2 separate regions of the Homo sapiens genome follow, and region 2 is linked to region 1. The links are chromatin loops, found by intact Hi-C in ENCODE. Cell type or tissue: endothelial cell of umbilical vein. All regions are shown on one strand. Each heading gives the region's core, and the rest is flanking DNA. Links, peaks and the distances in the headings are about the cores only.

Region 1 (5,317 bases), core at 200-5,199:
TGGGGACCTACCTCTATCTGCCTAGTAATCTGTGTCTCCTGTAGCTATCATCATCACTGATTTTCTACGTACAGATTTCAATTCCAAACAAAAATATATGAGAACGTTCATTTCTCCATACAACTGGTAAGAGAAAACATTAGTTTTTTTGTTTTTCAATGGCAAAACAATTAAGCATTGCTTTTATTTTAATTTTCAAATACTAGTAAGATCATATATTTCACCCTGTTATTTATTGTGCAATTTTGCTCAGTTTTAGAGTGTTAATTTTATATATTTTATTCATTAAATCTTTTTTTAAGAAATATATCAGTAATTCGCCTATCATATATATTTAAAACTATTTTAACCGTATGTTTCTCTCTCTTTTCTGCTGTACAAAAGTTTTGAAATTCATATAATCAAATATGCCACATTATTTTTCATGGGGCTTACATATGGAATCATACTTACAAAAGCCTTTATTTCAGAATTATGTAAGTAATTATCCATAAATCTTTAAGCAATTTTACTGTTTCATATGTTATAATAAAGTGCTAATGCTTTGAAAACTTAATTTGATTCATTGGTTAAAATCAGGAGCTGATTTCATCTGCATTCAAAAACATCATATTCAATACTGTTTTGTTTCTCACTCAAATACATTTTATTATTCTTTCCTGATTCATTTGAAATTTCAACTCTATTTGTGGTCTCAACTATATAAGAATATATATAGTTTCTGGCATTAATACACTGTTGCACTTATCTTACTATCTTTTCCTGTATCTACAGTATATTTTAATTTATACAGTTATAATTTAGGATATTTTTGAATGATTACCTAACATGCAACATAAGAAAGATTTAATTTTCATCTAATTTTCTCATCTCTCCTTTTTCTTTCACCATTGTGAAAGTGAGAGGCTGAAGTTGAAAAGACTTAGGTGGATTAGATTAAGATCTCTCTTTGTGAGTATGCATGTGTGTGTGTTTGTATGTTGCAGTAGTAGCAGTAGTAGTAGTAGTTTTACTGAATCACTATGATAAAGCTTCTAAATACCTCACCATTCCATCTAAAATTGTACTATGTTCCAAGTGCTCTTACTCATTTAAAGATTTTTTTATTTGGAATTATGAAGTTCATGCGTAGTGAACTTCATAAAAACACTAGAGCCTTCAAGGAGACAAAATTTTGCTTTCCATTTACAGTTTCCAATAGTACTTGGCTAAAAATTACTACATCAGATGCTACTGAGTTTTGGACATAATTTTAAAAGCATTTAAAATTCATTAAGAGCAATAAAAGCAAATATATATTTCATATACATATATATATCTCCATACTTCTTTTTCTACATCAGAATTATTTCTCCCAGAGACAGATGTATAAATAAATAAAATTATTAATTATTAATTTAATTATAAATTAGTAATTTATAATAAATTATATTACTTTATTATAAATTAATAAATTATAAATAAAATATAAAGGTTGGGGTACTGGACAAATTAGTTTGGTAAAAACATACCTAGAGTTATATACATAGAATTTGCAGTCAAATTAGCAGCTAGTACTGTTAAAAAATAACTATTTTGAGAGTAAAAATAATTAAGGAATCTGAGTAAAATACAGAGTAGAACCTACAGATATTTTGACCAAATAAATGACTAGATGCATAGCTATTTATAAAATAATCTGTAAAATCAGAGTTAAAATTTTAGATTCTTACACCAGTAAATATAGTGAAAGTGCTAGCTTTGTAATCTCATACATAAACAAAAAGAAAAACCTCAGATAATTTGTATTTGGCTCTTAGTTGTGGTTTTTGTTTTGGCATATTTAAAATGAATATTTCTAGTGCTCTGAATAGGCACTTCCAATATAATAAAGAAGGACTAAAAAGAGATAACTCATTAGACATTAGAAATGTACCTATTCTGTCCTTACTCCTGCTCACCATCTCAATTTGTCTAACCGCATTATGAGAAAGAATGTTTATCACCTAAATAAAGGCAAAGTTCTTAATACAGCTAAATTGCATTATCTCCAAATTTTCATTAAAATGTTTAAGAGCTGCCAACTGGGATAAAACAGTAGAGAAATTTAAAAAGAAAAAAAAAGATTGGGGGAGGTAAAGAGTAAAATGCGTATCAAATAAGTAATTTTGCACAGACTGTATTAGTTCATTATATGAAAATCAACAGGCCTTTTATCTGCAAGGTGTATCCTTAGAAAACTGATTCAACTTTATTTACGTATCTAATTGTAGACTAAATAGGCACACCTATTTAAAACAATCAGTGAAATACTAAATAAATATTTCAGACCCAGATTTTTCAAAGCATGCAACCAGGAGAAAATAAAAAGCCAAAATGAGTAATGATCAATGTGGTATCAGAATAAAGTGTACAGGCATAACTTCTTTCCACATATGATAAAATAATTTCAAAGAATCACTTTGAAAAATGTAGGTAGCATTTGATTATTCTGCAGGCTGCAAACACTGACTAGAATTTACCCAGATATTTATTCAACAGCCTATGGTTTGTGCACTAATCTGTGAAATTTCATATTGAGTTTGCAGTTTTGTTAACTTCATGTGTCTTTTTTATTTTTATAAAGTCCATCCAGCCAAGGAAAACTACAGCTGATGAAGGGAAAGTCGGTGTGATAGTAACACCTTTGCACATATCCACATTTTAAGGGGTGAAAAAGTTCGTCATGAAAATAGTAAAACTTCATTCCCATTACCTCTGAAGAAAATTATTTCAGAAGCATTAAAAAAATCATGCTGGTTTCTTTTCCTGAAGTGATCTGAAAATTTAAAAACATCAACAGAGGGCACTAACAGGCTGTTCTGGAAAGCCTTTCATTTCATTGCCTGTAACAATGAAACCTAGCTGGAAAGGCAGTGTTTTTTAGCTGCGTGTAGTTGCAGACGTGACATTGGGACAAAAAAATACAAATTAAAATCATATGTACTGTCTTTGGGCAGAAAGATAAATTCATAAACTTAACTCATTAAAATATCACTTGCTTTCTCTATATCAAACTCTCTCTAACTGTATATATTCTCTAACACACCTAATTTTTCTGCCTGTTGTTTCAAATATAATTTATTTCAAGCTCTAGACCTCATTGCATATCACTAAACTCAACCCAAGAGAATATTTAGTCATGCAGTCAACTCTGGGTGATCTCCATTGTTGGAGGTATATAGGAATAGTCCCCCAAAAAGTACTCTCTACAAATAATAATTGTTCTTGGCATCCTTTTCCTATATTTTGCTTTTGGGGTCATTTCTCATATTCAGCCAAATAAGATCAAAGAAAAAAATCTATGGTAATACTCAAACAATTAGTAAAGGCAATACAGAAATGGTTTAAACATTTTGGAATAGGAGCAAACTAATGATAGATTACTCTACAGGATGTAATTTCAGGAGCTTTGAGTAAGGCTCACTTTTTCTTAACAAAAGCAACCATCAAACAGCTCAGTCATGTCCTATATTCTGTCAGCATAGTTTTCTTCTATTACCTGAAAATTATATATTTAAGTAAATATTAATGGAAGAAACAATGCACTTTATCATTTACTTTTACCCATCTCCACCTAAGTTTATCTCATCCCTTCTAAACAGCAGTAGCCTATGTTAAGGAAAGAATACTGTATAGAAAATTCTTAAGTGCCTTATGAAGGAAGGGGTGGAGGTGGAAAGGAAAGATCATTTATGAAGAAAAAATTTGGTTCGATAAGAGGCATGAGGCTGTATACAATCTTTTAATACTAGTTATCTTTACTTAAGGCAGGTCCTGGAGATAAGAAACAGAAATAAAATATTTTATAGCAGGTATCCTAATTAGAAAATCCTTAGCATTTATTAAACAGAAATATAGTATGTACTTATGATGCACTCACAATAAGATCCGGACTACAATAATAAAAAAGACAGGGTTCATGTCAATAATTAGCTCAGATTTTATTCACTGACACAGCCATTCAAACAAATAATAATAATCATATTATGTATGGTGAATGTAATGAAGCACAGAATAAGAAGTGATTAATGCTGCCTGGGAGCACTAAGGATTTTTAAAGAGAAAGTTATATTTGAAATTAGAGATTGGAGGATATGTAGGAGAACAGCACATAAAACATTGAGGTTCACACTGAGAATAGGAGAAAGAATCTGTTTTGCCAGCCATGTCATAGGACTTATAATTTTTAAGAAACAGATAATTGGTTTTGGGGTGCTGTGGGAAGAAAGGCTGAAAAATAATTTAAATATTGTGATAGTTGGTTTTTATCCTGTGGATGATAAACAGCAAATAACAGAATAGAGAGGTTAGCAACAAGAAAACTAGATACGGAGCTGGTGAAACAGTACCCACTGAAGATAATACAGGTCTGGAAAAAAATGAGTGTCAGCCATAATAGAAACATGTATGTGGTGTGAATCTAATGCAAATGTTTTCACTTTTCTGTAAATTTCTGAATATCTGGTAGAACAGACCTAGCAACAACTTATTTACATGGGAAATTAGGTAGCTCCTGAGAAATATATAGGCCATGTTAATTATTGGGATTCAAAGTTATATGATAATGTCTGATGAACTGGTAAGACAAGATTAAAAACAATTTATATACAGGGAGGTATAAGTGTCTCAACAACAACAACAAATCCATTCTAGAAGAAGGAAGTGACAATACCCAATCCTTAGCTATTCCCCAAACGAAACACAATTTGGTTCATATTTGAATTCAACGAAGTAAAGCTACTGGTCTTGGTGGTAAAACAGAAAAAGTTCTCTTACCCTCCTCGCAGGGCGTACGATGGAGGTGTGGCTCGCTTCTTCAGTGCCCCACTGGTCAAGACCCTTAGCCAGAGCAGGCAAACAGGCAAGTCATGGGGACCATGGGCGCGGACCCATGCAGCCTCTCGGGGTGAATGTTTACACCTCCTGAGGCCCCAGTGGGCGTGTGTTACAGGATGCTTTTTCAGCTTAGCTGTCCGCAGGTGGCTTGTGTTAATCAGCTCAATTAGACCCTCTGCCTTATCACAAGGACAGACGGCTTTCTGTATCCCAGGTTCTTGCTTTAGTGCACGGGAAAAATTGGATCACATGTGGGCTTGGAGATCGAGTGCTAGGTTTTTTATTGAGTTGTGGTAGCTCTCAGCGAGGTGGATGGGGAGATCAGAAGGGGAATGGAGTGGGAAGGTGGTTTTCCCCTATAGTGGGGCTGCCCAGCAGCCAAATTCTTCTCTGACCTCCCAGGCCAAACTCCACGTCGTTCCGCTGGTCGACACCAGTGCCTGTCGCTGTGCTCTTCCGC
Region 2 (5,317 bases), core at 186-5,185, 470 kb after region 1:
CTTCTTTAATTTCAGAGGGTGGAAAAAAGAAGAAAAGTTATGTAGGGGAGGCCCAGAACCAGTCTGGAGTTTATCTGCTCCTGCTTCCATTACCCTTCCTATGCTTTCTTCACGCCAGGGCTGCCAGATTTAACAATGGAAACAATATGACATCCAATTAAATTTGAATTTCAGATAAACACTGAATTTTTACTATAAATATGTCCCACACAATACTTGTGACATAATAAAAGTTGTTTGTTGTTTAGCTAAAATTTAAATTTAACTGTGTACCCTGTATTTTATCTGGCCACTTTCTTGTATTTATTCAAAGATTTATTCAAAGAATCTCTTACATAAACATTTCTTTTAAACTTTTGCCCATTATCCTCCTCACTCATATAGAATGAATGAATAAGTCGCCAATGTAGTTTGTACTTCCTTTTTATACTTCAGATTATGCCTTAGATGTAAATAACCAGATACATTCCCCATGCTTCTATTTCTACTGCAAAGCCATACACAACTAGAGGGAGTTAGGGTCTGCATTCACCAACCTAGATAGAATTCCTTAATGGTCAAACATACCCTTAAATATTTGTTAGGATGTCATCTCGTAGGCTCTCACACAATCTCTTAGCAAACCCATTATGTTCTGTTTATCTTCCAACATTAGAAAATGCTGCTATTATGTTGTTGATGATGTAGTTGTTACTGAGCACCAAATGAATCAGGTGGCTTGGTATTAGCACCATGTTGTATGAGAAATACATGATTAGTCTTTGGCTCCTGATGGTAACCTAAAAATGTTTGCTTATGTAGTTTTTATAACAGAATTTGATCTGTTGTCAGAAATATTATTTTATTACATTTTATATTTCTAAGAAAAGTCAGGAAGGATGGGAAGAAAGAAGCAGGGAAGGAAGGAAGGAAAGAAGGAGGGAAGGAGGGAATGAGGGAGGGAGAGAGGGAAGGAGGGAAGGAGGGAGAGAGGGAGGGAAGGAAGGAAGGAAGGAGGAAGAGAGGGAAGGAAGGAAGGAAAGAGGAAAGAGAGAGAAGCAAGGAAAGGAGGGAGGGGAGGAGAGAGGCAGGGAGAGAGGGAAGGAAAAAGCGAAGAGAAAAAAAGAGAGAGGCAAAGAGAGGGAGAGAGGGAGAAAGAAGGAAGGAGGAAAGAAAGGAGAAAAGAGAAGAGCTTTCATATTTGTAGTATTCAGAACTAGCATTTCCTACATAGTATCCAAGAAAGACCATGATATAGAATGAAAATTCACATAGAGCCATCTTTAGATAAGAATCAAAAGATCATCAAACACATATAATATTTAGTGAATATTAATATATGGCATCTTAAATGTGAGAGAACACAAATGTAGTGCACAAAATTTAGATGAATGCATTTTTTATGAAGACAGGCCTAAAAAATCACTCTACCATAGTGCTTCCAGTACGAATTTTATTTTTTTGGTTAAAGAAGCATGTTTTGTTTTTTAAGAGCTACTCAAACTTTTTCTCTACCAGGCAAACAAAACAGATCATGAGAATCCAAACATGTATTCAGACAACTTTTGTAACAGGACAGTTCATATTAGAAAATGATCGCCCTGCTATGAAACGAGCTCTCAGCACAGGGGCTTTTGGCTACATCACTCTGCAAGCACCATAATAGCTACTTTTTCTCAAATGCTAGAGTTCATTTTTAATATTAAAAGCAATATTTCACTATTCTATTATCTTTTTGTTTTTACATGACACTTAAAATTAGTTTCTGACAGATACAACTACCCATACATAGAATAGTGTATTGAGCCGATGTGTTTGTTGTGAGAAATACAGTCAGAAGAGAATTTTATTATGTTTTACATTTGATTGTTTATGCACGACAGTACATTTAAACTGAGTTTCAGCAAGCCAGTTGCCAGAGATTCAAAGCCTGACAAATAGCACATTCTCTTCACTAAATAAAGAATGTACAGGAACCCACACCAGCTTACAAGTTATTCTTTATGAACAACAGAATTGCTTTTTGCCTATTTCAAACAGAACCCTAAATGTGCCCAGCACAGCAAGAGAGAGCATAGGAAGCAAAGAGAGTTTAATATTCCAGCCCAGCTCACTGGAAACAACCACCACAAAAAACTAAAATGACAGAGCAGTGTTCTGTAGAGCAACATGATTTGTCTGCTTTAAATGGAGAATAATGGTTTTAAGTTTAGAGCAGAACTAAAGGGCTCAATTACTATTCATGGATTCTGAATTGTTCTACTTTAGAAACTCCTTTAGCATGAAATGTTCATCAAAATCAATGCATGAAACTATAGAAAAAAAATAAAAACCCAGTTTCCCATATGAATAAAGGACTTCCCAACTAAGAAAGTCTATAAAAAAAAAAAGTATCACCAGTTTACACAAACCCATCTTAGGCAGTAGGACTAAACATTTTAAAGTAATAATTTTTGGTTGAATGTTGATAGGCAGAAAATTTTATATATATAAAATCCAAAGTCGTCATATAGAAGACTTTAGTACTAAGCTACCATTGATTTTCTTTAATCTTTAAAAACTATACTAATGGTTATCCAAACTATATGGACATGCTTTTTACTGAAACAAACCATTGTCCTTGGAATTGAGTAGGTTTACTGAAGACAATAGTGTAACAGTAAATTGAAAAAATATATGATTTCTTTAACTATTTTTGTATCTGACTGTAAGGATCTGATTAGTAGCTTTCACACTAAAGAACAATAGAGCTGTGAAAAAATTATTCAGTAATAGAACAGTTGATAATCCTTTGGTAATTAGAGATAAGTGACTTTTGTTTGCTTTTTTCCCCTATATATTCCCCCAAATATTATGTTTTTCTAAAATTATGCAAAAAGAGGATGACGTGACTCCCCAATCATGTATTTAGAAAAAGAAAAATGCCTATTAATTTGTGAAATATATTAATTTAGATTGGTTTCCCCCGACTTACTTTCTCATGAGGATAGTATAATCTGAAAATCATTGGTAATAAACTAAGGTAAAAATGCATTACTATGTACAGACTTCTGTAGGAAAACATTTGCTTTTATATTGACATTGGCAAAATTTCATGTGGACTATTATGGATTATAATTGCATTTCATTTTGCTATATTAAAAAGTGTCAAATCCTAAAACCAAGCAAAACATTATCTGTGTTTTTTTTCATTATGTAGGAGAATGGTAAAGTCCTGAAGGCAATTTGAAAGCCGTAGTTAACCAGCTCCTTCTGTTTGCATATTCAATCCCTCAATGTAACATATGCATAATTTGATCATCATTGTGTGCCATCTGGAGTATACTGATTGAACTGCAGTTTGAAAATGAGGGTTCAGAGATAATTTGGTTGCATACATTTAGAACTGAAATGTCTCTCATGGAGCAGAACAGAGTTATTTAAAAACATAACTATGACTAAAAGATGAAAATATATTCCATAAACTCAAGAAAACCAAGGAAGACAATTTTAAGTCCTCAAGCTTTTCACTTTAAAACATCTTAAAATTTTATTAGCAATGGTATTCTACGGGAATTGTGACAAAAAACATTTGTACCTACCTGTTAGAGCAATAATTATACTTTTTCAACCTAGTTTACATATTTTATTTAATTTATCTTGGAAGATTTAACCCATTATCAACAAGCAATATCAGTTAAAACATTGGTATACTAATTTTTTTTCACTAACTGTTACTTAATGTTAGGTTAGGCTTAAAACTTGCATGAGTTCATCACATTTGAGTACCACAGCTGAGCACTAATTGCCATAGAAGCTCATGAGTGCCATATTGAAGACTGAAGATTGTCTAGTCCAGAACTTTTACTTTCAGATGCCAGAGTGTGATGTCAAGTGAGATACTTTATAAAATGAAAGATACAATTTTAAAATGAAATTACCTCTCATATAGTTTTAAGAGCAATAGTTTCTCATAGCCTCCTATTGGAAACCTTATTTTTTTTTTCACGTTTTCTAATACCACTGAATGGCTGAGCCACCATATTATGATGGGTTACTTATATTACATGGTCAAAAGTATTGCCATCAAGAAGGAAATTACATGACCTAGACTTGCTAAAAATACTAATAATTTTCGAAGGGCTTTAGGTGGTGTATGAGCATTAGCCTACCTGCATAATACATGCTACTCTTTCTTACCGGAGGAAGAGAACTTTTCTCAAATTACGGGTTTCCCAATTTATGTAAGAAAGAACCCTATTATCAAACAACCTTCTGTTACTCTATTACCAAGCAATACCACCTCAGGTGCTGCTTTCTTGCTCAAACTAAAGGCAAACATTGAGCTTCCCCCTGTAGCATTGGAGTCTTCTCCCTCCCTTTATTCCTTTAGTAGGCACAACATTTTCTGGGATATTCTCATACTACTATGATTCATTTGCTCCACAACAGAGGAGATGTCAAGGCTTGAGCTTAAATACTTTGAACTGAGAGGTAGAGAGTGCGAGTGGACATTCTCAGACAATCATGGAATCCTCGCCACTGAGTGAGGCAATTCACAACTGCATTTCCCCTTTATTTATCCAGAAGAGCAGAGAGGAGCAAGCATCTAATCTATTATGATCCCGTCACAGAACATGACATTCTAATTCAGTCAGTAGGGACTCACAATAAACTCAAAACCACATTGAGTGCCTCCCTGGTATGACAATTGATTACATCTCTTAACCTTTCTGCATCTGTGGTACCATCTGGAACATTTAGTGCTTACATTTTTGCACACAAAGAACAGGTAACAGCATATAGACCCAAATACAAACTCACTCCTTCTACTGTAAGGCTGCAACAACAATAAAAAGAAAACAGTAGGCAGAATAACCTTGATTTCACAAAAGATGTCATTCTAAAGAAAATTGAACACATAACCCCAAAAATAATACGTTGTGGGATATCTAATATAGGATTATCAATTCAAAAAGTTATCCATTCACCCTTTCAAAATGGATTTAGCCGTAGAAGAGACAAGAAATACATCATATAAGAAACTATTATGTACATACATTATACTTTATTCAAATCTAAGTACAGTAGTGAGTACTAATATCCTATATTAGTATACAACTTGATCAAAGCTACAGAACATTAAATTATGGAGTAAAAATACAGACCCAGTTTTACTCCCCACATCATTATTCTTTATATTGCATTATTAAATTTAATCCAGTTTAATATTAATCCTTTTGACAAATATTTATGAAATGCTATAAAATATGTTAGGAACCTCTTTTAGTTGATGAACAAGTGGCAAATCCCTTTATTATACATAAAGAATTGTGCTAAGTAAAGGATAAAACTTGTT

Evidence for each region. Peaks named below come from ENCODE experiments on the same cell type or tissue, not always from the same donor. Only the 100,000 strongest peaks of a DNase experiment are listed, where the experiment ranks them.
Region 2: a loop joins it to region 1, with 12 times the contacts of the local background. A loop is called at or near these places in 2 of 110 quality-filtered maps.

The regions. Positions count from the first base shown.
Region 1 is chr3:80,764,962-80,770,278 of GRCh38, forward strand. It overlaps LINC02050 (long intergenic non-protein coding RNA 2050), which reads left to right. Exons shown (of 3, transcript NR_147144.1): 1 at 1-126. LOC105377177 (a long non-coding RNA gene) reads right to left here. Exons shown (of 4, transcript XR_940994.3): 1 at 4,798-5,317. Among named protein-coding and RNA genes, the nearest start is that of LINC02050, 2.7 kb to the left of the region's middle. In endothelial cell of umbilical vein, for the core only: no CTCF peak of the experiment used is centred there; a DNase peak (open chromatin) is centred at 2,850.
Region 2 is chr3:81,239,782-81,245,098 of GRCh38, forward strand. No RefSeq gene overlaps it. Among named protein-coding and RNA genes, the nearest start is that of LINC02027, 250 kb to the left of the region's middle. In endothelial cell of umbilical vein, for the core only: a CTCF peak has its summit at 3,283 (motif pointing left); a DNase peak (open chromatin) is centred at 3,260.